5 separate regions of the Homo sapiens genome follow, and all the other regions are linked to region 4. Evidence: chromatin loops called from intact Hi-C (ENCODE). Cell type or tissue: PC-3. All regions are shown on one strand. Links, peaks and the distances in the headings refer to the core of each region. The heading gives the core; the rest is flanking DNA. Region 1 overlaps LRMDA (leucine rich melanocyte differentiation associated). Region 2 overlaps KCNMA1 (potassium calcium-activated channel subfamily M alpha 1). Region 3 overlaps KCNMA1 (potassium calcium-activated channel subfamily M alpha 1). Region 4 overlaps LRMDA (leucine rich melanocyte differentiation associated). Region 5 overlaps LRMDA (leucine rich melanocyte differentiation associated).

The links. A loop is a pair of places that touch in the nucleus more often than their neighbours do. Peaks named below come from ENCODE experiments on the same cell type or tissue, not always from the same donor. Only the 100,000 strongest peaks of a DNase experiment are listed, where the experiment ranks them.
Region 1: it touches region 4 in a loop (2.6-fold over the local background); 8 of 110 quality-filtered maps call a loop at or near these places.
Region 2: a loop joins it to region 4, with 17 times the contacts of the local background. A loop is called at or near these places in 13 of 110 quality-filtered maps.
Region 3: a loop joins it to region 4, with 9 times the contacts of the local background. A loop is called at or near these places in 53 of 110 quality-filtered maps.
Region 5: it touches region 4 in a loop (5-fold over the local background); 32 of 110 quality-filtered maps call a loop at or near these places.

The regions. Positions count from the first base shown.
Region 1 is chr10:75,908,512-75,914,878 of GRCh38, forward strand. The region is part of intron 2 of LRMDA (leucine rich melanocyte differentiation associated); the gene reads left to right. Among named protein-coding and RNA genes, the nearest start is that of MIR606, 360 kb to the left of the region's middle. In PC-3, for the core only: no CTCF peak of the experiment used is centred there; DNase peaks (open chromatin) are centred at 1,720 and 3,110; H3K27me3 peaks cover 2,725 bases.
Region 2 is chr10:77,109,200-77,115,566 of GRCh38, forward strand. It overlaps KCNMA1 (potassium calcium-activated channel subfamily M alpha 1), which reads right to left. Exons shown (of 28, transcript NM_001161352.2): 7 at 3,168-3,243; 8 at 974-1,144. Among named protein-coding and RNA genes, the nearest start is that of KCNMA1-AS2, 28 kb to the right of the region's middle. RefSeq lists an enhancer at 5,006-5,974. In PC-3, for the core only: a CTCF peak has its summit at 2,866 (motif pointing left); a DNase peak (open chromatin) is centred at 2,922; H3K4me3 peaks cover 410 bases; H3K27ac peaks cover 773 bases.
Region 3 is chr10:76,981,910-76,988,276 of GRCh38, forward strand. All of the region lies in intron 19 of KCNMA1 (potassium calcium-activated channel subfamily M alpha 1), which reads right to left. Among named protein-coding and RNA genes, the nearest start is that of KCNMA1-AS1, 97 kb to the left of the region's middle. In PC-3, for the core only: a CTCF peak has its summit at 3,103 (motif pointing left); DNase peaks (open chromatin) are centred at 2,382 and 3,102; H3K27ac peaks cover 293 bases.
Region 4 is chr10:76,544,782-76,551,148 of GRCh38, forward strand. All of the region lies in intron 6 of LRMDA (leucine rich melanocyte differentiation associated), which reads left to right. Among named protein-coding and RNA genes, the nearest start is that of KCNMA1-AS1, 340 kb to the right of the region's middle. RefSeq lists a silencer at 2,610-2,904. In PC-3, for the core only: CTCF peaks have their summits at 2,781 (motif pointing left) and 2,984; a DNase peak (open chromatin) is centred at 2,770; H3K4me3 peaks cover 599 bases; H3K27me3 peaks cover 815 bases.
Region 5 is chr10:76,034,161-76,040,527 of GRCh38, forward strand. LRMDA (leucine rich melanocyte differentiation associated) reads left to right here. Exons shown (of 7, transcript NM_001305581.2): 3 at 1,848-1,974. Among named protein-coding and RNA genes, the nearest start is that of MIR606, 480 kb to the left of the region's middle. RefSeq lists an enhancer at 1-3,971. In PC-3, for the core only: no CTCF peak of the experiment used is centred there; DNase peaks (open chromatin) are centred at 2,371 and 2,961; H3K4me3 peaks cover 320 bases; H3K27ac peaks cover 373 bases; H3K27me3 peaks cover 1,388 bases.

The DNA.
Region 1 (6,367 bases), core at 579-5,578, 640 kb before region 4:
TTTTTGGGAGGAAGGGTTTAGGGACTCATATACACATTTCTTTTTTTCTTTGAGAGCTGAGTCTTATGCATTGGGTCTCCTTTGTAGGCTGATGTTTCTTTTGAGGTCGTTGTGAAAGAGATGGCTGGCTAGCTCTCCATCGATGTCATCCTCTTCTTCCACAGTGGAGCGTTGTTGCTGGGACTACATCTTCCACCTCCTATCCCCATCTTGCTCCACGTGGGATCATGCGATTTTTGTACCCACAGGCTCTACACGCGCTCTTTCCCCATCTGCCAGTTAGAGGTGAAGGACTCAGAGGCATAGGCAATGGCAGAGTCAAACAAAATAGAAGGAGCCTGGGCCCCTGAATCACTGTGTGGAAAGCCATGTACTGAACATCAAGTACTGAATATCTGATTGGACTTCTTATGAGCATGACATAAACATCTATTATGTTTAAAGTCCCTAAAATTTCAGGATTTATCTATCACAGCATCTAGTATTACCTTAACTAGTAACTAACTCCTTCATTCATTCTACAAATATTTGTTAAATATTTTGCTCTGGGCCAAATCTTGGGCTAAGGGTTGAGGACATAAGGATAAAAAAGATAAAAAGATGCTATTTCTGACCTTGGGGAATGCAATCACATAGTAAGGGAGCTATACAAGTGAAAATATTTTACCCTAGTATAGTAAGTGCTGTAAAATGTGTTTAAGGGAGGAGAACCCAAAGAAGTAATTTTTTTGAAATATCTAGTGAAATAGCAGATTTAAACTTTTATATTTCAGTAGGACCTTTTATTTGGAATGAAATCATATGTGGGATCCTTCAGTTCATACAACAGAAAAAATCTGAAGGGCCTTTAGTAGAAACAGGAGCCTCTAGGCTCATGGAACCTCTCTCTGCATCCTCTTGGCCTGCTCTGATGTCCCTGCAGCCCTGGATGCTGTGGCGTATCCTCTGAAAACCCACAGAGACAGATTCAAGCCCAAAGATAGACTGTTCTTGCACTGATGTATTTTTTTTTTTATTCTGTAAGTTGTGGTACATGGTAGCTCTGTTTTATAGAATGCTTATCTCTAATAGGTGGAAGTTGAGCTGGTGGTAGGTGAATAGTTTATTCCAGAACTTTTATTTGGACACATTATCTATTTGACCTCGGGTAGGCTTTTAAACTTTTTGCCTCAATTTCTTCATATGTAAAACAGCGATAATAATAGTGCCTATATCCTAGAATGATTATGAGAATTAAACAAGTTAATATACATAAAGGACTGTCATAAGCATGTCATTTAGTGAATGGTCAACAGTGTTGGGTCTCTGAAACCCATGTGTTACAAACATATCACATCATATTTGTGAGTACTTCTAAATTTTGATGGAGTAAGCAAAAGAATGCTGGAAACGACTTCAATGTGTAGGGAATGATATCTTAGTAACAAGATTCTGAAACCTCCGGTAGCTAATCTGTGATTTCCTTTTGCTTCTATGCACCACTCAAGTTCTTCTTATGGTTTTCTGAAACTTAGGAGGGACTGGAATTTTTCTTCATCGTGTTTATAGAGAAATGTATCATAGGAGAAACTTGAGTTGGGTTTTATTTCTTTGACATTGATGTTTTTCATTTCACCTCCACTCCTTTGGAGACCTAGACAATGTAACTTAGAACTTTTTATTTTCTAATTTCGCCACTTTATGTCTTATTAATGCATTTTGTCAGTGTGGAAAGCCCTCTGGTGGTCAAAGTAATTCCTATGTGGCTCTTTTAGATGAGTTGGAATAACATCAAGTTGATGTTCAAGAGCTGGGTTCAAATTCTATTTTTCTCCTTTGCTCATTTCTTTTTCTAGTTAAACTATAAAGTAAATTTTCTATTAAACAGGTCTTCTGCAGCATTTTAGTTCTAAAAATGTCTAGGGAAAAATAGTGGTAGGACAGTTAGCTTTACTCAGGTTAAAATTTATTAGTGATAGTATTAACATTTTGGAGGGTTTAAATGCTGTGCCGTCCAGTATTTTGCTGTCACTCTAGGAATGAAATGTAACATACACTCTGGGTTGAAGATCCTTAGGACTCTATGTAATGTAAAGGCTGGAAGTGGGGGACTTAGAATTTATCGTCTCATCTTCTAGAAAGAGAAATTGGAGCAAGTGATTTGCTCAAGATGTCAGCTGGGAGCAAAGCCATGCATAGAAGGCAGGTCTTCTGTGTGTGATTCCTGTGCTCTTTTAGCCATGTTGCTTGAGGAATATCATAGCCAGGCCAAGTTCATCAATCCCTGGTCTCTCTACCAGATACCGAGGTGGCCAGGTCTCATCAAACTCAGCCATAGGATACTTCTGTCCAGGCAAAATTCAACTCATATGCTTTCCATGGGTTCTCTGTCTCTTGTTTGGTGCGAGACAGGGTGCAGGATTTTCTTTTTGTGGTTTAGTGTTGGGAGTTGATTGGTTGCGTCAATGGAGTAATCTGGCATGAACAATCACCCTCAGCATATCCTCACTATTAAACAGCATTTTTTTTTTGGAGAGGATGTGCATTATTCTTTACTGTGTGCTGGCCACTGCAACTCATCATAAAGATGAATGACTGACAGGTGACCTATGTCTGGTGTCCTAGGAGAGTAGATACCTTGGAGATGAAGAAACATCTGTTCCACTCTGACATTGGCAAGAAAAGCTGGCTTGTCCCTCCCTTTCCTGGTGCTATTGCATGGGCTTATATTATTATTATTATTATTTGAGTCTTTGGCTATGTCTAATGTAGGCTGGGCCCCGAGGCTATTTCTTGGTGCACCCTGTGTGACATGGTACAATCACAAGAAAGCTGGGAGGTGGCATGGGGGGAGCACAGAAGATCCCCTAATGTATTCTCAATCCCAGTTCCTGGGCACAGACAGTGCTACCTGAGAGACTGAGGAGCTAGGGGCTCCAGAAAGGTAGAAATTCAGGTTAATTACCCAGAATCTTGTAGTGTTCCTGGGTCGTTCTCTGGATGTAGGTACATTTTCTCAAGAGACTGTTTAACTCTTTACATCTTTGTTACTGTCCTCATTGCTAAACTTCACAAGAGCAGGTAATGCTGGCGTTTATGAAAGAGTGAACAGCTAATAAGATAGGAATTCAATTCACATGGCTTGGTCTGATTCAGGAGTTGGGGTAGTAAGTTAAATCACTCACTGTTCTTCAGTGAGCATGTATGATTTGAGTCCTTATGCTGTGGCTATCTACTGTGTCAGATAGAAAATAAAATGTAGCCCCTGCCTTCAAAGAGCTTAAAAGTGATTTCATTTTGTGAGCACTTCCTGAGTGCCTGCCACATGCCCAGGATCCTGCTGGGTGCTTGAGGCTGAATAAGTCCATGCTGTCTTCAGCAGAAGTTGTCGGTGACCACCTATGCCCTGTCAGTATTACCCTTTCTGTGTACATTGCCCAGCCAGCAGCACCTGCAGCTTTGCCTTAGAGTTTTCTCTGGTGACTGAACCACTTTTGCTTGGGACAGGGAAGGTGATAAGGCCAGAGAAGCAGGAGTTGGTGGATTAAAAACTCTGTTATTTTTCATGGGGGTGACTTTGAGGCACAGTCTTTTCTGTCTCCCAGAGCTCCCCAGCTGCATGAACTCCAGCTGGACACAGTGGGAACTTGCTCAACAATACACCATGCACCATTACTCATTTCCCCCCCTTCCCTTTCTCATGTCCCCACTCTCCCACTCCTAGGGTCACCTCCCCAAAAATGCTTTCACCTAAATCCTTCTTCCATCATCTGTTTCTGAAGAAACCAGACTATAATATCTTCCATGCTCTTCACATGCCTTTGATTGAAGTAAATTTCTGATGAATGTTGCAGAGGACATGCAAAGTGCTGAGGTAAAGAAGAGAATGGGTGACAGAATCCAAATAGAAGGATCTTGGAAGCCCTCTTGGAAGAGGTTGCATCTGAATTAGAATTGTAGGGGTTGGGTTGGGCTTTGTTAGGAAGTTATGGAAAGGAAGGGCATTCCAGGCTGAGAGAACAGCTTCTGCAAAGACCTGGAGGTGGGAGGAATATGAGGCATATTTGCAAAATGGTAAATGTCTGATATGTCTGTAGTTCAGGGTACATTAGGGTGGGATAGGGGAGGTGAGGATGAGGGAATGTAGGAAGAAGAATGTAAGGACTGTAGGTAGAGTTCTACTTATTGATGGTTTGAATGTGAGGCTGAGACATGTAGCCTTGCCTTTGTGGGCAGTGGTGGGCTCTCAAGGTATCTTAGCAATGGGGTAGTATGTGTCTTTTAGGATGAAGAAGCAGGAATAATATATACACAAAATAGAAACATGTCAAGTGTGAGGCTATTGCTTATCCTCTAATTGCTGGGGAATTTCAAACTGAGGAGAGACAAGTGTGAGTATTCAGAGCAGCCAGGGAGGGATCAAGTGAGAGGTAGAAGTTGAGTCTAGTGAATGAATAGACGGTAGTTAAGAGAAGGTTGAAGCCAGGCATCCAGGACAGAATGTGCAAAGGCTCAGGGACAGGAATAATCTAGCTTTAGAGATGCATCATGACTTTCATAGACGCTAGGTACATGGGCCTTTCTGGGTCCCTTCCCACCTAAAAAACTGCTAGTAGTTTTTTTTCTTAATGATTAGATTGATAAAGACAAACATGTATAATAATATTATATATTAAAACATTTTCTGGCTGGGTACAGTGGCTCAGGCCTGTAATCCCAGCACTTTGGGAGGCCAAGGCTGGTGGATCATGAGGTCAGGAGTTGGAGACTAGCCTGGCCAATATGGTGAAACCCCGTCTCTACTAAAAAGACAAAAATTAGTCATGCATGGTGGCGCGAGCCTGTAGTCCCAGCTACCCGGGGGGCTGAGGCAGGAGAATCGCTTGAACCAAGAGGCAGAGGTTGCAGTGAGCCAAGATCGCGCCACTGCACTCCAGCCTGGACGACACAGCGAGACTCCGTCTTGGGGGGAAAAAAAATTCTTCTGCCTGAAGTTAATTTTTCTTTTGACTTTAAACGAAATGAAAACATTTTTGTAGTCTCTAAAGTCTCATAGGTCATGCGCCCCGTGTGCCTGATAGAGAAGTGAGCCCTGCCTTTTGGGAGCCGGATGAATCTTCATACCTCCTTGAGGCTAGGCTGAGGTTTCCCTCACCTCTTTTCGTAGAGCTGCAGCTTTGGCATTAGGAGGGAGCCTTGGGCTCACCTGCCAGGCCCTGAGTGAGAAGCTCGAGGGCACAATGTGGGGTGGCCTTTTAGGTATACCTGGTGGCCGGCATCAGGGTGCCCCTGGAGAGGAGCAAGGGGACAGGAGAACGTCCTGGAGCCCCTGAAATTGGGTCCGGCTTTCTATCTGTCTAGGCCACCTGAGCAGGCTCCCATTTGCTTATTTTCCCGTATGAATCCCTTGTGAGCTTATCCTCCAAAAGGCTTGCCCCGCCGTGGGGGTAAGTGAAAGCTTCTCTGCCTGCTGCAGCATCACCCTCCTTGAGCGTTTCCACTGTCAGTGTTGCTAGAGAAGCACCCTCCTGTCCTTCTGTGTTTCCTCGGAAATGCTTACAAAGAAGCAGAGGTTTACGAAATGAAGTGATATCATCCGAAAAAAGCCTGCGAAAAGCAACCATGGTGAGAAGACTGCGCAAGGATTTTTTTTTCCTCCTTCTTCTCAAAAATAGTCAAAACACATGCAACGCATACTTGTAAAAGGATCAAAAAAGGAGAGAAAATTGTAGCTGGCAGTTGTTTTCCCCACTGTTATTTGGTTGCTCCTTAGCTTCCAGCTGTTGAAATGGCTAGTTTATGTTAATGGGTATTTTGCCTCTCCTATTCGTGTTACTTTACTCCAAATTTAAAAATGAACCTGTGACTTTATTTATCCCATGTGCTGGGAAAACAGAGATGCAGCCTTTTCTGTCTATATGATTTGCATTGTAAGGATGCACTTACACTGCCATATAAGTACATAAAATTTTCATTTTTGTGAGCAGGGACATATTTTGAGCCTCTTTTTTTCCAGTTCTTTCTCCAAAGTTAAGAAGCATAATTCAATAAGTGAATGCTGTCTCCCAATATCAGAGACCCATTTTCTGCTGTGATAGAAGATCTATTGGTTCCCTTTTATGGATCTGAAATTGTGATTGGCATGTCATGGTCAAGATATCACCTAGAGTACACATCCCTCAGTTAACTAACCTCTCTCTTATCCTTCTTCTCAAATGATCTTTCTTGTAAACTGGGTTGAATCATGTGTATTTGGTTTCTTAATTATAGACAAATTTCTCACTGGATGAAAAGTCTGCTAATTAGTGATTTTAAATGTCATCCAGATATATTAGTAGACAGGTGTTATTTTAGAAATACAGGGCAACATGACCTCTTGTGTTGTAAC
Region 2 (6,367 bases), core at 695-5,694, 560 kb after region 4:
CTATAGGCACCTCACGGATGCTGTAGAAATGCTTGCGTGAATGTACACATGCATGTGCACATTTATATACATTTTTAAAATGTATAGGCCCTATGCATACAAAACAGAGAGAGGTGTATGCATCACTACATATAAATGTGCGCACGGTGTACATACATGAAAGCTGTGTATGGATTAGGATTTTAATCACTCGCTTCATAAATGGCAAAAAAAAATCTAAACTTAAAATGAGCTACTTTGAAAGACAAAATGCAGCAACTGCCAACGTGTGGCCAGAAATCCCCTCGATTTACATTAGAAGGGGTGGTTTAGTGCAACATAAAGAGCTGCGTAGACTTTTAAAAAGCAAACAGTGAAACTTTCTTAGAAGAAAGGAGCAAAAATACCCCATGTGTCCGCTGCAGAATGGAGTGAGCTGTTTGCAAAACTGCACTCTGCTCACATGGGGATGTCCGCCTGGACAAGACTAAGGTGCTCTCTCTCCTTTGATGTAGGGACCCTTCTCTTTAGGGCAGGCCCCAGCCACAGTGTTTGTTGGAAGTTAGGGGAGGAACATAAAGGGGAAGGGAGAGCTCTTGAAACCGCAAACTGTCTCTACAAAGTATCGACAGCTTCTACCAGAGGCAGGTGACAGCCACTGTCCTTGTAGCATACCAGATGCTGAGTTACATTGCTAAGGGGTAGACACTCTCCCTTATTAACAGCATCACTTTTCTTAAGACAATTAGGTTTGCTCCTGGCTAAATGGCTGTCCCCGACAAGGGCAATGTGCCTGGATCTATGGGACAAGTGTAATACACCAAGAATTATGCAGAAAAGTCACCATCGTGTTTGGATTTACTTAGCCTGATTGTAACGTTAAGGCTTGCTTCTAGTGCAGAATACAGTCTAAAATACAAAGCTTTAAGGAAATGTATCATGGAAAATATTAACAGCCATCAAAATCAACATCATAATAAAGATTTTTTTTTACCAGTCCCCCGAGGATGAAGAAGACCATGAAGAGGCGCCCAAGTGTGGTTTTTGCATAAACATCCCCATAACCAACGGTGGACATTGTGACCATGAGTAAATAGACACATTCCCAGTAGGTGAGAGCCTGGTTGTTTTGGAAATTTTCCCATGGGTCCCCTGAATTCTCCACCTAAAGCAAATGGGACAGGGGAGAAAAAAGAAAAACATGCTATTGAAGTGTATACATGCAATAAACGCGGAAGCTCGGCACTCTCGAAGGCCACTTGCTACTGCACACCACTCTCCACACGAGATGTGTGGTTCCCGGGCTGAGTTCTGTGAGTCAGGATGCAGAGCTCCTGAGCAGGACACAGAGAAAGTGGAGAAGCAGCTGCAGGAGATGTCTTCCTGGCTGATTGAGACAGAGAGGGAAAGCAAGAAGGGAAATATCTCTAGGCCTTTTCTCTTCTTCTGGTAAAATGTGGGAAGCCAGCTAAAATTCAGGGCATTGCCTCTGGCCAGGTTTTAGAGCACTCTCTTCAAGGAAAGAGCCAGAGATTCCGTCCCTGACCTTCCTCAATGGGTTTCTAAGGCCCAGATGGCCTGGATCTGCCTCTCCCACAGAAATTCTAAACACTTCCGTAGGGGGCTGCCTCCTTCCATCAGTTTATCCAAAGAGTATATATGGGCCCTGCTTATTTCTGATTCAAACAGCATCTCTGGAATCTGGCCCTGCTCTCCCTCCTTTGCAAATTGGCAATGGTGGTCCCAGCCTTGAGGCTGCTGGAATCTTCACAGGGGCATGGAAAGTGAGCTCATGAGAACAGCTTGCACTGGCACAGCCCGTTAGATCAAGGGCTGGCAAACTTTTTCAGTTTTGTGGGCGACACAGGTCCTGTTCAACTCTGCAGAGGCAAAACTTCAACAAATGGGTGTGGCTGGATTTGGAGAGCTTTGGCCCGAGACTGCAGTTTCCCCACTTTCCTGTCCTTCCATCATATTTGATCTGCCAACAAGGCTAGTAGGTGGGCAGGAAAGGTACTTTAGATACTCTCAGGAGAGAGGGAGCTGCGGGCCCAATTTTACTCAAATATGCCTGTGATCCACCCACAGGGCCTGTAGACGGTGGCCCCCAGGCCTCCACCTCTGCCTCTGCAAAATGTTTCCAGGGCCTGGCCTCTTTCACACATCAGTTTGTCCTCAATGTGCCATTTTCACAAAAGTTTCCTGGTGAACCTGAAGGGACTTCACTAATACCCGTAGTAAGGTGGGGTCATCATCTTATTAAAGACAACTATCTCCTCCACATATGTGATTTGGGTGCTTCGTGCTTGGTTACAGCAAGAATTAGGGTGATTAAGGTTGATTTTGGCCATGAATCCCATCAGCATTAAGGGCTGGGCAGGAGACTCTAGATCTGGTGACTACGTGAGGCCCCATGCCCCAACCACTGCCATCCCAGGCCTGTCTTCCTTTGGGTGATAATTACCTAAATCCCAAGTGTGGGTAGCTAAGCGCGTCCTTCTATCCCTTATGCAAATAGAGGCTCAGCCACTGGTGGTCAACTTTATCCAAAGTCTCAGAGCTAGACGAGGCTCCTTCCAGTTGTAACAGTCTATGTTTGCATGAAACACACTTCCCACAATGGCTGTGCTCTCTAAAAGCAGGGGGAAAGTCTGCCTTCGGGTGGTGTGAGGGGCTTGACTTAATACAAGGCTTTCAAAGAGTCACTAATGAAAAAGAATGAACATTTTTGAGGTACAAATCAGACAAAATAATCAAAGGTGGCTTTTCGTAAGGCGGAAGTGGAAAGAAATTGAGGGATCTGAATTTGTTGTTTACTAGGAGGTGTGGGTCCAACTTCCAACCTTGTCCCCAGACCTTTTCCAGGTGTTTGCTTAGGAAGCACTGCCATCTTGTGGCTTACTATAGTTATTGCAGACAGAAGGAAAATCTACCAAAGCCCCCATGACAATACCAATGAGCAATGAACTGAAAAATGCAGGTTAATAGTGCAAACATTACTCACCATTTGGAACTAGTTTGGGGTAAAAAGGTTGGAAACCCAGACAATTGTGTGGTTGCTTCCCATCTTCCTGTCTACAACCGAGGTGAAGTTAATTTCCAGCAAGATAAATTTTAGGTAATAAAATGACTCAGAGAGGGTCTTGTTGCAGGCAAGCGAGAGCAGAAGGGTCTTCAAGGTTACTCACCAAATGGATGAACCCGGCTGCAGTCAGCCACGTGCTGATAAATATGGAGAGCAGATTCACCAGCTTGATGGAATTACTGTGCAAGAGACAACAAGCAAAATCCCCACGTTACCAAGGGAAGGCCCTGCTGGGGCTGCCTTACAGGGTAACAGCACCCGCTTAGCAGGAGAGGCTGCCACATCTAACTCCCAACCATTTCTCCATTATAAGGGAATTCTGGAAGGTGGAGGAAGCTGCTGGGATGAAGGTCAGGACAGAGCCTAGAGGAACAAATTTAACTTTGGTAAAAATTAACTTTTATTTAAAAAACTCTTCAAATCTACAGAAAAGTGGAAAGAACAGTATAATGAACACTTGTACGCTCTTCATTTAGACTGACCAATTATTAACATTTTACCACGGGTGCTTTATCTCCCTACATGCTTTTTCTCTTATCCCCCCCGCCCTTTTTTCTTCTCTTCTTCTTGCCATGTACATATATATATATATATATTTGCTAAACCATTTACCAATAAATCAGAGACATCATGGCACAAGCCCTAAATACTTTAGCACCCAACTCCTAAGAAGAAGGGCATTGCACAGCATAATCACAATACCATTGCACGCCTCAGAAAATTAAAACATAAAAATTCAGTAATGCTATTTAATATGCAGACCTTATTTAAATATCTCCAGTTGCCCCAAAATTATGTTTATTGATTTTTTTTTATTTTCCCCCCAGACCCAAGTTTCATGCACTGCATTTGGCTGTTAGGTGGCTTAAATCCAACTGTCAGGAAACAAGGACAGAGAGTAAATATTTTAGGCTTTACAGGCCATATAGACATTGTCACAAATACTCAACTCTGTCACTGTGGCTTCAGAGCAGCTTTTGGACATCATGTACAGGAATAGATATGGCTTTGTTCCAATAAAACTTTATTTACAAAAACAGGCAGCCGGCATGGGCTATAGTTTGCCAATCCCAGCTTCAGTCCCTTCTAATGTATAATTGACACCACTCCTTTGTAATGACATTAAATTTTGTGTGAACCTAGGTTGTCTTCTATAATGTTCTATATTCTGGATCCTGTTTATTTACTTATTTATTTTTATTTTATTTTTTATTTTTTGAGACGAGGTCTGACTCTGTCACCCAGGCTGGAGTGCAGTGGCACGGTCTTGGCTCACTGCAACCTCTGCCTGCCAGGTTCAAGCAATTCTCCTGCCTTAGCCTCCCGAGTAGCTGGGATTACAGGCACCCGCCACCACGCCCAGCTAATTTTTGTATTTTTAGTAGAGATGGAGTTTCACCATGTTGGCCAGGCTGATCTCGAACTCTTGACCTCAGGTGATCTGCCCGCCTTGGCCTCCCAAAGTGCTAGGATTACAGGTGTGATCCACCGCGCCCAGCCCAGTTTATTTTTTAAATAAATGTTATTGTGTATGTTTGAGGTTTACAACATGATATTACCTACCATCTCACATAGTTACGTTTTTGTGTGTGACAAGAGCAGCTAAAATCTACATATTTAACAAAAATCCCAAATACCATACAATTTTATTAGCAATAGTCCTCATGTTGTACATTAGACCTCTAGACTTGATCATCCTACATAGCTCCCTACTTAAGTATTTCTGTTAAGAATCTCTTCGGGGATGGCATCACATCAGGATATCCCAGCCCAATGACTAGCTCCATCCATGTGGCTAAGGCAGAAATGCTAATGTCTCCACTGAGAGGTGCCCATTTCCCTTTGTAATGAATATGCCACCTTGAGTGAGGCCCCGAGACTGCAGGAATATCCTGCTCCCCAAAAACCTTATACCTAATAGCTTTAGCATTCACTGGTGTTCCTTGAGTGGATCAACTGGACCTTATGACATTTTGAGGTCCCTAAGAGCTGAGGCCTTGTCTGTCTGGATTCCAGGAGCCCTGGGTCCCTGGAGCATAGCAGACCCGTGACTCTGCACTGAGTGCACTGGTATCTGCCCCTGCTCTCTTTCTAAACTGCATCCTGTTCAGTCCCACTGGGGTATACCTGAACGCTGCTGTCAGCAGGTCACTTCACTGTCCAAAGGCTTCTTGTTGACTAAAAGATGACATTCAAACTCTCTCCTTCCATTGTCAACACCTTGTGAAGTCCCAGTCTCTCCCACCACCCCTCTTTCACATAAACTCTTGAAACTGCCATGCCAGCTAAACCTATTTACTATAGCTATTGTTTACACTATTTACTCAACTTGAAAGCCCTTCCCATCTAGTCAAATTTCCCCATTCTTCAAAGCCCAGTTCAATCCCTACTGCTTCCTTAAAGTCGTTCCATCCATCTGCAAGACAAAGTGACTTTCCCCGGCTCTCAACTCCAGCCATTCATTGGTAATTGATCCTACTGACTTAAGATGTCTTTTGTAAAGTTTTAGGTTGCTATTTGACTCTTGTGTTCCTTGCTGCATCTTGCAGAAAAGAACTCTCTTTTCTAGCTCTTGCATTTTCCCAGTAGTGGCTTAATGCAGCCTACAGGGTTGCCCAACCCATTAGTTTTGGTCAGTTCATCTCTGTTATGACTGCCCTCTCTTACCTCTCTTTTGGAGAACCAATGATTTAAATTCTAGGCATTTAAGATCACAGTAATAGTTTCAGCTAGCTTGTTTACAGTTCTTTCCCAGTGCTCACCACATGTGCCACCATCCTAAGTGCTTTAGGATCACCTGTGCTTTATGTATACTAAGTCATTTAATGCTCATAACAACAATCTTTCTTCTTCTATGGAAGAGCACAGAGGAATCCATAGTCTTAGTTTTTCCAGAGTTGATTCTGACAGTTCATGGAAAGAATAAACAGATTCAACTTTGTGGGTGAGACTGATATTTCAAAATGTGTGGAACAACTTTCTTCTGGCTCGAAAACTTGGAAAAACAGCCAAAATGTCCATTCTGTCTCTCTTGGTCATTTCTAGAGTTACCAGATTATAATAATTGCCAATATTTATTGAGCCCTTATTATGTGTTAGATGTTGTGTTAAGCAGAATTCTCTCCTGCCTGTACCTTGTAAGTCCTCTAAGGTGTGCTCCCACATTGGAGGGTAAGAAATAGATGAAGAACTGATAGCCGGCGACAAAGGGAGGCCTCTTAGGGAGGTGTGTGTTGTTCATTTTCTCAGGGTATCGTTAAATACCAAGTGGCTTCACTTACATACTCCTGGATTCTTGGGACC
Region 3 (6,367 bases), core at 751-5,750, 440 kb after region 4:
CGAGCAGCTACAGAGGCGATGTTGCAAAGGGGAGAAGCACAGCTTAGTGATCAGGAGCCCCGGGGTTCTAGGCCTGCCTTGGATCAACTGTGTGGCCTTGGCAAGACACTTCCCTTTCCTGGGGGGATGAGCATTAGTTAAGTATGAGACCCTTCTGGCTCTGATTTGTAATGACTCTGAGTTTAATGTCGGGCATACCTTTTTCTTGTTCTTTTCTTTAAAATCTTTTTAAAGATGCACAATAAGAGAGAACCACAAGCCTAGCCAGAGAAATTAGATAATTGCATTAAATACGAATATACGAACTCATAAGTTACATAAATGCAACAGTACAAAAGATGTTGCATGAGAATGTCAAGGGAGGGCTACATGAAATGTCTTAGACAATAAGTTAAGTCCTAGAGAGAGAATTGTTCAGGAAAAAAAAAAAAAAAGAAAGGAAGAAAAAGAAGACGACTTGAAACAAGAATAGGATGAATAGAGAGGTCCCGTATATCCCCAGATGGAGCACAGGGCCTGGCACTCAGGGGGCACTTGACCCATGATGCTGAACAGACTAAGGAGTGGCAGTAGAGGGTGGGAAGGGCATGCCAGGTGGAGGACACAGTTTGAACCAAGGCAAGGTGGTTGGAAAATACTAAACTGTATAAACTGTAAGAAAGTCAATTTGGCTAGAGCAGGAAAATGTGTTTGAGGGCACAGTTGGAGGTATAAAGGGCAGAGAGTGTAAGCGTTTACATTCCAAATGATAGAATTTGCACAATATTTAGTAATAATCTGAAGCCTCTGGGAAAGCTATTTTTCTTCTGATTTAAATACTGAAGTTCAAAGAGGATAGTGGGTGGGCTTTGCATCTTGCAAAAGTCTATCAGAAACTGCCTAGCTCGCTCAGCCCACTTTCCTTTCCAAGGTAAGAAACACACATTCATGCATGGAAATAAAGCAGGGAGGCCCTTGGCAACTGTCCAGTTCCATTGAAGTTCTCATTTTTCTTTTTTTTCTGGAGAGCTTATTCAACAGGAAAATAAAGTTATCTAATGCCTCAGAAAGGGGTCCCGTGAAACTCACAAGGCCTATTCCTCACAGCCCAGCCAGGTAAATTTACCCTGATTTCAGGATGGCTATTTCTTGTCTTCAACTACTCCAGCTGATCCCATCCCCTCTACAGAGAACTGGAAGGAAACCCGTCAGGGTTTGACTTTTACATGAAAACTGACTGCAATCCATATTTTCAAAAAATCATTTTCAACAAAACCAGTGCTTTAAAATAGATTCACTGAGAAGAAAATGTTTCCCCAATCCTCTCCTCCTTGATTTTGTTGAATCAATAACATTTCAAGATGTTCTCTGTGAAAATCACATGGGTGAGTTAAATAAGAACATACATTACATTATCTAGATCCTCAACTTGCAGCCCTTAGCGCAGTATGCCTGAGAAAAGTTTAAAAACTCAAAAGAGAGAAATCCTATTCAAAGAGTAAAATACTGCCTATGCTTCCAAAGTTCTTTACGGCCTGATAGGTAGAAATTTAATAATGAAGGGCTGGGAATGGTGGCTCACATTTGTAATCCCAGCACTTTGGGAGGCTGAGGCAGGTGGATATCTTGAGGTCAGTTCAAGATCAGCCTGGCCAATATGGCAAAACCCCGTCTCTAAAAATACAAAAATTAGCTGGGCATGGTGGCATATGCCTGTAGTCCCAGCTACTTGGTAGGCTGAGGCAGGAGAATCACTTGAACCTGGGAGGCAGAGGTTGCAGTGAGCTAAGATCGCACAACTGCACTCCAGCCTGGATGACACAGTGAGACACTGTTTAAAAAAAAAAAAAAAGGAAGAAAATTTAATAATGAAAAACATAAACAAATAAGTGAGTCATCCTGAGACATATTTCAATTCTCCCCTTCTGTAACCTCAATAAATTCATTTTCTCCCACATAAGCTAATGTTTGCACTAAATATTCTGTACAAAGGAATACCGCAGACCATAAAAAAAACAGTAAAAAGATATAGCTGTGTCTTTTTTAAAAAACGGTTGAAAAATTGGGTATGTGTGGACAAAATAATTTTTAAAAATAGTTTTGCTTGCACATTTGATTTCTCTCTTCATTTATGATGCCCTAGTTGATGAGCTGATCAACTTTTCTGTGAAAAGTCTTCCTAAAAAACAGAACAAAACTTAACAGAAACTCTGATCCTGTTTGTCAAAATGTAGTTCTGGCCCCGAGAGAAAGGCAATATTCTTTGGATGACTTGGATTCTAAAGCAACTCTTTTATTAGTATTATTATTTACTTTTTTTTTTTGAGACGGAGTCTCGCTCTGTCACCCAGGCTCCCAGGCTGGAATGCAGTGGTGCAATCTTGGCTCACTGCAACCTCTACCTCCCAGTTCAAGCAACTCTAGTGTCTCAGCCTCCAAAGTAGCTGAGATTATAGGCACCTGACTAATGTTTGTATTTTTAGTAGAGACGGGGTTTCACCGTGTTGGCCAGGCTGGTCTCAAACTCCTAACCTCAAGTGATCTGCCCGCCTCAGCCTCCCAAAGTTCTGGGGTTACAGACGTGAGCCACTGCACCCAGCCTGGATTCTAGAGTAACTCTTGATGAAAGAACATCATACTAAGGTGATTTTTATATAAAACATTAATTCAGTATATCAATCAGTCACTTTAATAAAAATGCCCCTCATTATCCTGAGGTGAATAGAAGCCTATGGGATTAATTTGTGTAAATAGATATTAGATTAAAATGGGAACTTGCCACATAACAATAATCAGATAGCATAGGCAATCCAATCTCAGTGCTGAATCCAGTATTGTGTGTGTAGTTACCTTTTAAAAACAGTAACATGTATTTAACTTGGACTTGCTTCAAGTAAGCACTGCATCAGGCAAGTTGGATTTCAAATAAACCTTAGCAATTGAGGGGCATTGTCGTACTGGAAGTATATCTCTTCAAACAACAGCAACAACAGTTTTAGATATTTATTTTAGAGAAATAAAGGAGACAATCTGCAAGAGAAAAGGCAGAAAGTGAGGAGGAGGAGAGTACCTAGAATCCAGGTAGAGGGTTTATTTCTAGAAAAGCAGCGCCACCTGCTGGTGGACCTGCATGTCAGGCCCTTCTGCGGCTTGCAGGCCATCTGTCTTGCAATCTATGCATAAATACACAGCAGTATTTCTCAGCTGCTGTTATACGTAAGAATTGTATTACCAGTAGGCAGATTTCTAACACACTGGTTGTAGTTTAATAATCCTATATTACCTGAAGTATGGGTTATATAAAAACCTAGAATGTTAATTGTTGACAAACCAATTCTAATATGTAAAGCACTGTAAGTCACCCAGTAAATACACAAGTAAATCAAAAGGGATAGCTCTTTTTGCTCTAACAACGTGTTATTAAAAGCCACAACTTAATCACTTACATAAAAATAATGTTCATGAATTTCGATGTACTAAGAAATCAGGAAAATGCATTATAATCTTACTAACAGAGCTTTTCCTTCACTTACAATTTAGAGGAAACTATTTTGCAGAAAATATTTTTCCCTTTCTTTAAAAAATGTACCTAAACCAACATGCCATTTAGGAAATTTGCTCCTATAACAAAACCTAGTTACAAACAACTAAGATTACATCTATAAAATGTTATATTTTTAAAATAGCAATAGAGAAGTTGTGGAAAATATGTCACTGATACAGTGAGCAGAGAAACACTACCTGTCATTTTTCAGGAAAAGATCACACAAACGCGATAGCAAAGGAACACAATAAAAAGCAGAAACAGGAATGTGATAGGTGACTCTGATTGCATCTGCAAAGGAAACTGTGAAATAAATTAACACCCAAGTACCCAAGAAAGGCACATTGTGGCTTCACTGGAAGTGATCATTATGCAACAGAGAAGGTTGGTGATTTTGTAAGAACAGAAATAAAGTGTAGCCTGTGAAATCTAGTGGTGATAACTAATGACCATACTACTTACAACTCTGATTTGATCTCTAACATAAAAAAATAAAATAAAAAAGTACTCTAAAGAATAGATGTATGCAATAGGGATTGTGTTTCTCACTTGAAACAAATAAACCTCAAATGGGATCAAAGGGCCCCGGTAAATGAAAAATGACAGTTCCTATGTTGCCCTGATTTGATCTCAAGCAAAACTACCATGCTGATAACATAGCAGGGGATGTGAGGAAGGCAGTGGAGTTCTTGGATTGCTATGAAAAGGAGGCGAGTGTGTAGCCCATTCAGCTGATGGGAAGCCCATTCTAATTCCAAAAAGTTATTGAGATTTAATCTCTAACAACAACAACAACAACAAAATAACTCATGCGGCAACCAAAAGGGTATCCTTTAAAAACACACATACACAATTTTGTTATTTCCAATACATTCTGTAGAATCTCTTTACATTCAATTCTTCCATCTGTCTAAGCTGGGTAAGGCACATGTGTGAAGAGAACCAAATGTCACAATGCTTGCTTTGAGAACGAAGTGTCTCCAGTTATCCAGACAGGGAGCTTGACTAGGAGGGTCTCAGGCATAGGCCATGGGCATCCCATCTCCCATCTCAGCTGGCTACCACTCACTCTGGAGAGACAGGGTTTCCAGGAGCAATTCTGGACAGATGCAAAGGGTGAAGGGGAATCTGGTGGGGTTCAGGGCTGTCAAGATTCGAGTTGGGGGCTTACCCTGCCTAGATATAACTCCTAGTGTTAGCTTGTGTATTAGTCCAGTGAGATAAGGTCTAGGCCATTGGCTAGGGTCTGAACAATTAAAGGTGCACACCCTGCCTTAAATATCCAAATTTATTTGGGATAAATTCAAATCAATAAGGAAACATAGGTGGATGAACAGAAGCAATGGGTTTGCCATGGCTTCCTACCCCGACTCAAATACCCAATGACATATGGAAGGAGAAAACATCAGCACCCCCAGATCCACTACAGAGCCCACCATGTGCTGTCAGCAGAAACAACGGAACAAATGTGTTACCTTCAGAAGAAGCAGTGATCAATTTGAGATCAATCTATTCAAGAGTTGTCCAGCAGTCAAAGGAATTGGCTGTTGGCTGTTCAGAAACAAAGGTTCTGTTCAAGAAGGTATAAAGGAACAAGAAGGAAGAAAGGAAGATCTCTAGCCTTGAGACTTTTTTTTTTTTTTTTGCCTCTGGTTCAGCTTCTCATGAAAGACCTTTTTCCTTGAGATACATGCTTAATAAACTATGGAAACATATTGTCAACAGAGTTTACATGTTAATCAGCCATTTATTGAATTCACACTGTGTGTCTTGGTTACTGTGTGCAATATGCTAAGAATTCAAAGACCAATTTTGACTTCTACAAAAACCTCAACATAAAAACTGTCTAATGGGGTTTACATGAAATGTTACAGGCTTACAGAAAAGAGATTCACTTTTTCTAATTTGGTTTCCGGGTGGGCTAGTTAAGAAGGCTTCACAGAGATGGCAGTACTTGAGCTGTACCTTCACAGCAGAGGTTGGCCAACTTTTTCCCTAAAAGGCCAGATAGTAAATATTTTGAGCTTTCTGGGCCATACCCTTTTTGTTACAATTACTCAGCTTTGCAGTTGTAGCCTGAAAGCAGCCATGGACACTGAGCAAATGAATGGGAGTGACTATGTTACAAGGAAACTTTACTTACTACAATGGATGGCAGGCCAGACTGGGCCCATGGGACAGTGTGCTGACCCCTGCTCTGAAGGATGGGTAAGTTTTAATCTGCTAGAAGCAGAGAGGAAAAGAATCACAGTCTCAGGAAAAGGTTCCAGAAATGTGTAAAGTAATGAGAATAAGACGCTTCTAGAGAATTGTTAGATGATGGATGCTTATGTGGAGAACGGAACTAGGGAAACTGGTTGAGGCCAAACTGCAAAGGCTTTGAATGCCATTTTAATAGCAGAAAGTTGGAAATTATCCTCTTAAAAAACAAGGAACCATCAAAAGGTCTCTCTCTTTAAAATGGGATAACATGACAAAGTCTGTGCTTTAGAATACTAAAGTTGGTGGTGGTTTGGTGGCAAGAGGAACTAATTGAAAGGTTGAAGGGCAACAATGGCAGACTAGCTGAAGAAGAAATGAGCATGTGAGCTTGGCAGTGCCACTGGCAATGGTGAGAAAAGGTTCGAAATGTAATCTGGAGGCCAAATCAGAGGACTTGGCCATCGGTAGGAGGAAAGAGAGAGTGTTACAGGGTAAAACTCAGAATTTCAAATGTGCATATTGATACTCATTCCACTCATCCCTAGACCTATCCACACATCAGGTCTGCTGAAAGAAAGGGATAGTGGTAAGGCATGGGTGAAAAACTTGGGCCCAGTCTTGGCCTTGCTCCAAGCACTCATC
Region 4 (6,367 bases), core at 826-5,825:
GGGAAGTTGAAGATCAGGAAATTATGAACATATTTTACCATTTGGCACTGGGATGAGCTAGTGTCCAAGAATTATGCTGTGCTTTCTGCAACAACAGACTGGGTCATTTTTTGTAAAGCAAACTTCTTTCGGTTAGATTATATATCATCAGATTCCCTTTGTTTTCTTTTCAGAGAAAGCAATTTAGGGTGTGCTGGAATTAGGAAAGATTATGGTGATATCAGTACAGGAAGAGTTTGTTTGGATTCTAATGAAGAGCAGGTGGAGGCTGGACCAATGGGCCCAAGTAAGGAAGGCCTTTTCCCCAATCCTTGCAGGGTTTGAATTATGACAAACCCAGTTGTTACAGGGTCTGCTTAATTTTATTTGAAAGGTTTCTTTTTTTTTGTTTTTTATTTTGTTTTTTTTTTTTTGTAGCTTGAAGAATTAGGAAAACAAGAAAGCAAATTGTCTTTATTTTCAGTGACTCTCTTGAGAAATTTCAGCCTGCAGAACCAGACAGAACTGTGGATGTTCCCTGCTTTTGATGTAAGCTCTCTAATAGGAACAGATCTGAAGCCCAAAAGCAAATTTCTGCTTGAGAGCAAAGCCAAAATTCCCATTCAGACTCTGCAGGAGGACCCCCACTGCTCAGATTTCTTCATACAAGATTCTGTCAGTTTTGGGGAAGTCCAAAGTCTTTCTGTGAAATTTTTCCTGCAAGTTATTTTTTGATTATACTCCATAAATGATGGTTCAGATCTATTCTACATATCCAAAGAAACTGTTTTCTTCTTTTTTCCTGTTAATGTAATTGCACATTACTAAAATTTGAATGTTTATGGTTTTTGTTTTAGATAAAGAGCTGGAACAACCTTTTATTATTATTATTATTATTATTATTATTATTATTGTTATTATTTAGGTATCATTAGCTTTCAGACTGCTATTGGGGATAAAATAAAACCTCCATTTACCAAAACTCAAGACACTAGAACCCTCAGTTAACCAGATTTTTGGATCTCTGATTTTAGACAGTCTTGATTTTACAAGAGTAAAAAGCAATGTCACGAGTTTTACTTTTTAAAAAGAAATAAGGGCCCCTCTGTAGGTTGTCCTAAAACAGTGTTTCTTAAAGTTGGTCCCTCAGCATCGGCATCACCTGGGAACTTGCAAAAATGCATACTCTTGGCCCCAACTCAGATCCATGGAATCAGAAACTCTGGGGAACGGGGCTTGGCAAGCTGTGTTTTAACAGGCCTTCTCAGTGATTCTGATGCATGGGCAAGTCATAGAACCACTGTCCCAGGGCCAACCCATACATTTCTACCTATAACTGTCCAGGGATGTATAATAAATGCTGGGGTTCAGAATAAGTATGCTGAGATCTTTTCATCTATTCCACAATTTAAAAACAATGTACTGCATACCTACTGTGCCCTTGGCTTTATGATGCATGGGCGAAAGTCTATTGTTTTCGATTTTTTGGAGCTCATATGAGCAGGAGATCCTAAGATCTTGAGAAATGTTCAATCTGCAGTCTTCCCACCCCAGCTAATCTCCTAACTGTACTATCCTCACTAAAGGCACTCCAGAAATACTCAGTTGTGGTCACTATGATTACCTAGTAAGACAGTGAAACTGACTTTGCTTTTAGTGTCTTATGTGTGAAAATTCAAAAAGGTTTCTAGCTAACCATGAGTTAATGAGATAATTTAATTAACAAGGACCCAACATTCTCCGAGTGGCTAGTTAGTCACATGACTGTTATATTAGGAAAGCTAAGAAGATGTGTGAGGGCCATTTTATACTTGCCTCACTGACCACTTGAGAGGCCTCTCGGCTGAAATGGAGAATAACACCTGGACCCAGCTCTGGTTTCCCCTGCCTAGAAGGCCAGTAACTCCAATTTGTGTTTACTCCTTCCCTGATTGAATCCACTCATGTATTTTTATCCTATAAAATTCTAATTTAAAATGCCATTCCCTAGAATGTTATACCTTTATTGCTGTTTGTTTGTTTGTTTGTTTTTTAATAATGATATGTTTGAAATATCTAGAAGCCCACAAATACCTCTTTCTCCTAAAGGGAGGTGATCATCTGTTGTTCCAGGTATGAAAATAGTTACTTGACCCATGTACCAGAGACCAATGATGGGGATCAGATGAGGATCAAACAGCAGCTGGAATTATTGTCATATTTTTATCTGAGTAGCTTCTGCCTCTCTTTTTTGATGACACTGAGACCAGGTACCCTGAGAGGGAAGACAATGCTAGGTAGATTTGTGGGGAGGGGGAGCATTAAAAGAGGATAACTTTGTGTGTATTGATCCATTTTTCATTTTTATTTATTTTTACGTTTTTTACTTTTTTGACTGTCAAATGATGGCATATCTTTTTGAACTTTCATGGTAAAAATGATGTTTTCCACCTAAGAAATGCAGGAAATCTTTAGTATTTTGAATGCTTCTTTACATTTGTGGAGGTGATATGCAAAAATCCCCAATCTCTGAGCCTGGAAGATTAATTAGAACAATTGATGGTAAAGAAATTCAGTCCCTGAAATTGAGGCAAGAAGAACCCCAAAATGGGGGGCAAGGAGTGTCTGATAGCCCCATTCCTGAAAACCTTCAGCACAGATTGACCAAACATGACATACTGATCATTAAGGAACCTATAATTGGTGACCAAAAGCACAGTGTGGCTATAATGGCTCTCCCTGAATAGTTGCCGCCATTTATTTATTTATTTATTTATTTTAAGCAAGCGGCTGCTTTCCTAACTTCATGCTGCCCTCTAGTGGTGATGCTCCCGACTTCAGCTAGAAGGTGGAAAGGATGAATGTAGAGATAATGGCGGGAATGGAGGAGGTGGTGACGGGGTGGCTTTTTCCTTTCTTTCTTTTTTCTCTCCTGTCTGAAAGATGTCTGAGTTTCTCACTCAAACATTGAGAAAGAAACGTGAGGCCAGAGCACTTGACCACTGTCCGCTTTGACTGACAGCCTGGTTGATGTGACATCCATCACGGACCCGCACTGAAGGGCACTTCACAAATCTGAAGGGATTCGCATCCCATCTCGGCATGCACTTTGGAATCCAGCCCATCTCAAATCCATTAAGCCCTACCTAGAATACAGACATAGGAGAGAAGGGAAATACACTCACACCAAACTAGTCTTGCAGTTCAAGTTTCTCTCTAAGAAAAAGCAAGTAAGAATGAGCCTGCTAAGTAAGGGTGTGGGTGATCTTTGATGTTCTCCGGAGACCCCTGGTTCCTGTGAACAGGACTGAACAAATAAATAATGAATTTGAAAAGTAAGCGGAAAAGCAAAATTTATATTCCTGTCGCCAAGGCAGTATCTTATAATTCAGGGATATTTCTGGGCTAGATAGAGTTGTATGGGTGCCTGGTCCGGTTCTGTCACTTTCCAAAAGCCAGTTGGAACCTTATTTTTCTCCGCTGTAAAATGAAAGAATTTACCTAAAATGAGGTTCTTTAAATTCTTTCTCAGCTTGAGAATCCTCCAATACAGTTAAAGAAATACTTACAAAGAAAAGTTTACCATTCTGTATTGAAGCATACTAGGCAGTACAGCAAATCACAGAGAATCCTTATAGGACAGTATAAGCAATTCATTGTTTAGGAAGTCAAGAATAAAAACTGTTTCAGGCTTCATCTTTGGCTTGGACCAAAAAAAAAAAAAAAAATGTAACCTGAGGCTAAAAAACAAAATTTGGACTGCTAAGAAGATTTAGCAGTTTATTTGGGGGCTGGGGAGGAGAGGGGTTGTTGGAGTAAGGAAATATTTACCATGGAGTTTGACCTCTCATATTTATAATACATTTCTGTTTGATTGAAATACAATGTGTATAGAGGTAGGAGCCAAAAAAGGGAGCTCCCAATAAAGGGGGCTAGTGAGCCCACCCTCCAATCTGAGAATCTTTCTGTCAGTTGGTACTCACTTGTTACTACCCCCAATCCAAAAAAATAGGAAATTAAAAGGCATTGACATCTAAGCAAAAGTACATTGTCTGTTTCCTTTCCAGGATTCACATAATGGAAATATTCCCTGCCAGATAATGTTTAATCTGTTAGCCTAATATTTCTTTCATGTGGAAAGGACTGAATGGCCCACTCAGTCTGGATAGAGCCACAACGCCTGTAACCTGAGTGTGGGGTCCAGGACCCAAGATGGGAGAGTAGAGAATGTCACTAAGGATCTGCTCAAAGATGCAGTAATTTCTCAGACTTGGACCAGCTTTTCCATTTTCCACTGACAGATTATATGACAGACTATATGAGGAACTTGCCCTGCATTTTTTTCTCCTCTCTTTCCTTCCCCACCTCCCCTTCTTCTTCTAAGATGACAAGCCTCATTTCAGCTGCCCTGGGAGCCCAGGGTATGTTTTCTTGAGGCTCTGGTTTGTCACACGACAATGAGCCTGCCCACTCTGTGACTACCTGTGTAGCCTCCCTGGTCTGGGAGGCTAGCCCCACAGCCTTGCCTGCTGATCACCTTCACGACAAATTTTGCCAGTATCCCTTCCCTGCTGACTGACTTCCTTCCCCTGTTTTTCCTTCCCTACAAACAAGTGGGTGAGACTTGACAAGGCCCAGCATTTGTCTGAGCAGGCTGTATAATCTGTCCTCTCCCAGTGGAAAGCTGCACTGGACGGGTCTGAGCATTGGAGTCAAATGCCCTCTTGTCAAAAGGATAGGTTGCCTGGCATTTTTGCTAGCTTTCTTTCCAGGTATGGTGCATCCTAACCCTTGAATTGGTGCTCCACACTCTAATATTTTGTCTGGCATTTGGTAGAAGACAGCATATCAGAACCCCACAGTTTAGACCCTATCATGCACTTGGTATTCACCTTTGTCCTTCATACTCTTTGTGCTAAGAAATGAATAAAAACTAGTGTTTACTCTACTTTATGATAACAATGTTGGTAGAAATAATCAACCTGGGAAAAAAAGGACAGCAACTAATCCTGCACGTAATATAATTTATGATGAATGAAAAACTGACCAAAGATTTATATCTTGTTGATATATTGAAAACCACACAAATACATGGGGAGGAATTAACCTTGGTAGAAATAATGAAAACAAAATAAAATTGAAATGAGCTAAAACTACACACAATAAAATTTGTTGACTAAAGTTTAAGAGCAGACTCAAGTCTTCTTGTCGCAATTTAGATCTGCAATATTTTACTCAAGAAAATGGGACTTTGTAAAAATAAATGACTCTAAAAGAGATTTAGAAGATGTAATCAGCACAATTTAATATTTGGCCAGAGCTGATTGAGGAATTTAACCTTACTGTAAAAATTACGTGATAAAGAATTGATCCCATTGAAAATAAACTCAATAAAATAGAAATGAAAATGTTAAAAATAGAAATGGTTTTTTGTATTTAAAAATTGATTAAGGAATTAAATTGGCTAAATGGAGTTTGCTGTGAATAATTAATGCTTTCTCAAAGACAAATTACCAGACTAGTTTACATGTTTGTATTTATAAACCTGAAGTCAAAGCATTCCTGGACTCAAATTTGGAGAATTCAAATGTCTACCAATGCAAGACATCAGGGTCAGTGTAGCAGGGTAGGAATACCCCTTGTGGTGTTGTTTTTGTACAGTGAAGGTGAAACAGGAAGCATGGTTTGAAGTGGTCACTGCGGTATTTAGCAAGGACAGTGTGCAGTATCCCCGCCCCCAACCCCCCACCCCCGGCCCCCATGGTGCAAGAGCCCTAACAGAGGTTTTGGGGGTTATAGCATGCACTGTTGCGATGCAGTACCCCATTCCCACCCAATATGCAGATGATAAACCGAGACACTTGCCTGAAGTCCTGCTCAGCTAGGTTGGGAAACAAGTCTCACACTTTTTTTTTCCTTCTCCACCCTCCCCTGGGTAAGGTGTAGAGCCTTTCTTCATTTCATCTCCAACCTAAGGCATCTCAGATGTGCGGCAGATGAAGGGAAAATATACTGGGTGGAGAAGAAGGTCTTTGTCCTCCTTCCTCAAAAACTGCTTCCACACAATCCCTTCCCCTAAGACCTTTTAAAGTCTCTCTTCTTTATTCTGTCTTAGTATTTAAGTAGCTTACACTGAAGTAGGATGTTGTGCTAGGAGCCTGTCATTTCTCAGGCTCCACTAAATCCTGTGTGATAGCCACAGCAGAGCTGATAGCACATCACATGGGCTGACCTCAGGGTATTGCTCCAGCTACTTCTCAAGATCATAAAACATGGGTGTTTATTCCTTTCCAGTTCCCCATGTATTCACGGCCTGCACTTAACAAAGACTGAGGAATGTGCTTTCTGGGGAATGTCCCTTCCCACTGTATGATGTTTACAGCTCTTTAGGCCAGATGATAATGTTCAC
Region 5 (6,367 bases), core at 445-5,444, 510 kb before region 4:
TGTGCGTACATTGTGGGTTTTTAAATTTTTTTTTTGTTTGTATTTTTTGTGGGTACATAAGAGGTGTAGATATTTATGGGTCACATGACATATTTTGATACAGGCAGGCAATGTGTAATCATCACATCAGGATAAATGGGATATCCAGCCCTTCAAGCATTTATCCTCACAAGTTGTGTTTTGCCTCTCGGAACCAAGAGGAAAAAGAGAAAGGAGGAGGAAATGAAACACGATGACCTCTGGACCCCTACTCCAAAATGTGTCCCCCCTCGGTGGGGCTGGCAGTGTTGGTTGGAGGAGCAGGCGTGCTCTGGGAGTCGAGTCCTGAGTGGGACCACCCCGAGGTCTGGCAGGAATGGAACATGCCGGCAGAGCTCTGGGCCCAGTGGTATCTACAGATTTAATTACTTACAACACATTTTTATACCTCGTAAGTATTGACTCCCTATTTTGGAGTCCTCTTGGCAGCGATCCCACAAGGGAGCTATGGATGCCTTGGGAAAGATCTGGTGCTGAAGTTCACACTCACAGCAGATGTGCAGACATTGCACACGCAAGCACACGGGGCTGTAATGGAAGCACTATCAGTAAATGAATAAATAGTGTGGACGACATCTCCCTGATTTGTCACATTTTATAGAATAGCCCGGCATCCCCTACGTGTCTCCCTCCCGTCCACATCGTAGCTCAGCTGTCAGCCGGTGCAGGCTCAGCACATCTCCTGGGTCTGGCAGGTGAACGAGCTGGGAGTCTGTGTCTCTGTGTAAGCCCCTCTGCCGGCCGGCTTGCTTTAATTAATGTCTGTGTGCGCCCAGGCAAGCACTTGTGCACAACTACCTCGTGTCACCTCCACCCCCAACACTCATGAGAGCCCATAAAATTAAGAGTTAACTTTCAGCGATGTGTATAAGCAAGGCTATTTTTCCCTTTCTGCTGTTTTTTTTTTTTTTTCCTGGAGCCGGGTACTTAATTCTTTCTGTTGCCTTTTTATTTACTGCCTCAACATCTACAGGGTTGCACTCTACACTTCTTTCAAAAATTAAGTGAGAAATCCACTTTCCATAAATTAAAACAGTAACTTCAGGCCAGGAGCTTTGAAGCAGCAATTCTCCCAACCCCCGTCTCCCCACCCGCAGCAAAAACAAATAAAAAGAAATAATAAAAGAAAAAGCCCTCTCAGATCGGAGTGATTATGTAATTCTGCAGATGCCTTGCCTTTGGGGCAGCCACTGGGACGCTGGGCAGAAGCAAATTAAGTGATTAGTAAAGAAAAAAGGCAGAGGAAAAAAAAAAGTCAAAGGATGTGAACGGAGAGAAAGGAAGCCTTCCCTGTCGTTTCCCCCGCGACTGTACAGAGAACTGCTAAGAAATGATACTTGAAGTTATATTTATTATTGTAAGAGGGTATGATATTTCTGGGCAGGAATGATGGATGACAACTTGAATTTGTGTCCAGGGAATGAAGGTGAACTGTGACAGAGTTATTTATCTTGGGAATGGAGGTTAGGGTCAGCCGAGGCTGGGTGCCTGAAGGCACAAGACATTGACAAATTTATCCTGCAGGCCGTATCTGAAGCCCTTTGTTTTGGATCCTGGCTACTCACTAAGTGACCCTCATCCTTCATGTTGGCAATGCGTGAAGGATGCGGTGGGTGCCAGCGGCCCCTTCTCCCCCGCCGCCCCCGCCCCGACTCCTGCTACTAATTCTTGTCATTCACTTTGCTGACAGGCACCAAGCCCAAACTATTCCCAGTCCTGAAAGGGAAGGTTAAAATATTTATTTCGGCTCATAATGGCCTCCCTGATTTAGTGCAGGATCATTTTTCCTGTTGCCTTTGTCATTGCAGGTCACTGGAAGGACTGAGCGCATTCAGGAGCCTGGAGGAACTCATCTTGGACAACAATCAGCTGGGGGACGACCTTGTGTTGCCAGGGTTACCCAGACTGCATACCTTAACCCTCAACAAGAACCGAATATCCTTTCCTCTGCCCGCTGCCCCCACTCCCCACCCAGCCCCACAGTCGTCCCCCAACCCCACCCTGCACAAATACCTGCAAAATGTCAAATGAGTTTTACGTGTCAGCTAAATTAAAGTATGTGAAATACAGTTCGTGGGCAGACAAAGCATTCTGTCTTCTGGCACTCGGGACACTTCAGAGTAATTTATTATAGGTCATTCATAAATGAAACGCACCATTATATCTTCCTGTTGCTCCATTTTAGTGTAGAGATCTAAGTTATGGCTGTGAAGAAATCTTTTTAATAGATAAAAATAGAGAAAGAAAATAATGTCACCGCTGCAGAGGCAGCGAAGCCCAGTCTGTTTGCTTGGGCTTGTGTGGGAGGGCGACCTCTGGTGGGAAGTCCCGGGTAATGCCGCCAAGCAAACTTCCTCTCCTGGGAGGTTTCTGGAAGGCTCTGGGGCAGGCTTGGGGAACCGTTTTGGTGAGGGAAAGGAGCTAAGGTGGCAGAGACATGTGAAGCCCAGGCCTGGCTATGCCCTCACTGGGGGATACCATGCTCTGGTGATGAGAGGCCTAGGGGACCCACGACAGTGTATGGCCTCCTCTATGGAGGCAAGGACCTAGTCAGCCTAGGGTGAGACTTACGGGCACTAACTGCTCTGGATTCTGTAGTGGGGATGGAAACAGGGAACCCTTGCTGCAACCTAAGGCCCGTAGCTCCTGCATTGTTAGTGTAGTGGATTACCCGGCACTAGAATGCCAGCTCGATGGGACAGGGAGTTTCCTTGGTTTTGTTAACTCCTCTGTTCTTCACACTAAGAATAGTGCCTGGCACCAAGTACAAGCTCAATAAATATTTGAGGGATGAATGCATCATTATCATTAGCTATTCCTTATTGAGCACTCCTAGGAATGAGGCATGGTGCTGGGTTCTTTATGTGTGTTGTTATTCATCCTTACCAAGCCCTGTGAGAAGGGTGTGTCTTTTCCATTTACCTAGACATAGAAAGAGGTGAGGTGTAGGCACACAGCCAGACACTAGCAAGATGCTAGGTCCTGGATGATTCAGTGTCAACTGTGTTGTGTCCAAAGTCCAATGTCTGCATTCTACTGTGTTGCTTCAGACTCAGTGGTCCAATGGCTTTGTTTTATTGGATGGAACATTTGAGACCTGGAGTAGTTAAACCACTTGTTCACATTCATACAATAAGTTAGAAATAGAAAAGGAGACAAGGCATTTTCCTCTAGAGTATAAAATAAAATCAGATATACATGTAAGGCTTGGCACATATGCATATGCCAGCATTTAAGAATGATTTGCAGAAGTATTTGTTAGCTACTGTTTATACTTCAAGCCATAAGTTAATGTTTTCTTTATTCTCTCAGATATTGTCTCAGTCAGCTCTTGCTGCTACAGCACAGTACCGTACATGAGGTGGCTTAAACAACAAACATTTATTTCTCACAGTCTGGAGGCTGGAGGTTTGAGATCAGGATGCCAGCAGGGTTGGTTTCTTGGTGAAGATACTTTCTCACTGTATCATCACATAGCAGAGAGAGAGGAAGCAAGCTTTTTCAAGTCTCTCCTTATAGGGGCACTGATCCCATCAGAGAGATCTACCCTTATGACCTAATCACCTCCCAAAGGCCTCATCTCCACATACCATCATTTTGGGGATTAGAATTTCAACATATGAATTTGAGGGAAGAACAAACATTCAGACCATAGTATTATAAATATGCTCCTTGTGGTCATTATTGTCACTTTGATAGAAGTAGAAGGGGAGGGCCTACATGTAAATTCACAGTCTTTGTCATAATGAAATTTTGGTGGAATTTTCCCTTCTTATGTCTGTTAGTCAACCAAGTTTCCCAATCACTCTTTGAAAAACTTTGTAGTCTTATGGCTTTCTAGGCTGTCTTAGATGATCAGTTGGCCAATATTCTCAAATAAATCAAGGACAGAAGGATTTTTAGACATGTCCTGTGTCCCAGGTCTCCGTAGAATATTAGGGTCCATGGACTTTGGTTCATGTCTCAGCTTAATCATATTTAGCGGTGTGACCTTGGACAAGTTATCTTCTGTGAGCTTCTTTTTCTCATTTTTAAAGAAATATGTTGGACTGGTCGATGGTTTTATTCACAGTATTGCTGTCACCAGAGATAAGCAGGCCTCTTGGCTTCAGAGTGCTGAGAGGTTTTCTTTGTCTTTGGTTGAGTCCTTTCCCTATTCTGTGCCTCCACTTTTCCAATCTGTAGCAGTAATGCTAAGGGAGTAATGGTAATGGCCTAGGAGGGACCGAAGCAGAAGACACTGTGTGGCTGTAAACCTGACCAGTGATATCACTGGTGCTGTTGTAGCACATTTTCTTATCAGTGAATATTCTGAATAGACTTCTTTCCTTTTTTCTCCTCTGCTCTACTAATGTGATTGTGAAGATCATCTTCCCCATCTACTTGACTCAGAAGTCACAGAGAAAGGTAGGTAAAATCAGGCAATAACAGCACATGCTATCTTCTCAACCCAGCACTTCTGATGCCACTTTTTCAGCTAAATGACTCTCCTACCTAACTGTGAGAATGTTGCAGGCTTTCCAACAATTTCTAGGTTCCATATTGTTATTGCCACCCCATGAAATGCTTTAGATATGGCCTCTATACATTAGCTTTTGCTGCATAATAATCCACCCCAACATTTAGTGGCTTAAAACAACAAATATTTACAATTCTATAGATCAGATGTTTGGCCAGGGCTCAGCAGGATGGTTCTTCTGCTAGTCTTATTCTGGGTCAGTCATGCAGCCACATCTACCTGGAGGCTCAACTGGGGCTGGATGGTCTAAGATGACCTCACTCATATGTCTGGAGGTTGGTACTGGGTGTTGGCTAAACTACCTGTCTCTTAACAGGCTAGCATAAGACACTTCACATGGGAGGAGTATTCTAACAGCACAAGCCCCATAGTACAAGTAGTCTTCAAGTTCAACTTATATCATGTGTTAATGTCCCATGACCAAAGCAAGTCACATACCAACTGTAGAACAAATATGGGAAGGGACTGCACAGGGTGTATGTATAAAGAAGCATAATTCATTTCTGTAACAATCTACCCAGGAGACCTTGGCATTGGCATCTTGTCTCCTTCAGATTTTACTTTATATTTGTGATAAAGGGAGCCCTAGAAACAAGTAACTATTGGCCTCCTAAAAAAGTATTAGCTCTTTTGTGTAAATTGAATCTTTAAACAAGTTAGGAAGCTTGCTGCCAAATGAGGTTTTATCTTGAATCCTTTTGTGAAGTTAGCTTTATTTTAAATTTTTTTGGTTTGTATTTTGGCATATGTAAAATGGTTATTCACCCCACCTACCATGTAAAATCTAGATTTTTCCACTTTGGTTTGACTCAAAGTTAAATGTGTCTATAATAATGCTGTAGGTTCCTAGACCCTGGACACTTGGGTCATTGGCTTCTTTAATCCTTTAGCAAGAGGGATTATCACATAGTGGTTAAGAACAACAGGCTCTGAAGGCAGACTTCCTGAGCTTCTACCCTAAACCTGCCACTTTTCTGCATGACCTTGGGCAAGTGATTTAACATCTCTATGTTTTGGTTTCCTTTGAAAATGCAGACAATGCTAGTACCCATCCCATAGGTTGTTTTGAAGATTATTCTAAGTATCTCAGACATATTAGATTCTAGTAACATAGTAAGTGCTATGTAAGGGTTACTATTATTGTTGTTGTTATTATCCTAGAGAATTGTGTAAACTCATCTGGTTTGACTTGGGCCACATTGTAACCAAGGCCAGAGTACAGATATACTTCTGAGTTTAGAATGGTTCTTTGACTTGCATAATTTAATATTGCCCTAATGGCATTCCGTGAGTTGGGTACTGTTGGTGAATAATTACTCTCATTTTTATGGAAAAACTAGGAGTGGATGAGCTCTCTGAAGTCACATAGATTGTCAGTAGTGGGGCTTAGTCTAGAACCCAGGTATGCTGATTCCCAGCTCCAGACTCTGAAACCCAAAGGAGCGGCAATCATTGTACAAGGAGAGGAGCCAAGATACAGGAGGAGTCAGCATCCTGAGCCTGCCTCTGCAAGGTCCTGCTCCCAGCTGGGGCTGCTGGGAGTCTGCTCTTAAAAGGGATTCCAGAGCCCAGAACCAGCATCTGGAAAATTTCTTCTGTGTTCATCAGTCAATGCCTCCCTGCCATCTGCATACCTCCTGCTGGACCTCCCATCTTTTTCCACCAGCCCTTTTTCTCATTGTGTTCAGCCCTCGTGTTGATATCCTGCTCTGGTATATCTGAAAGCCTGGTTGTCTGAGATTACCTCATCTCTTGGTTCGTAGGGATCTCATTTTCTTTCTTTGTTTCATTGAGACTGGCCAGGTAGTC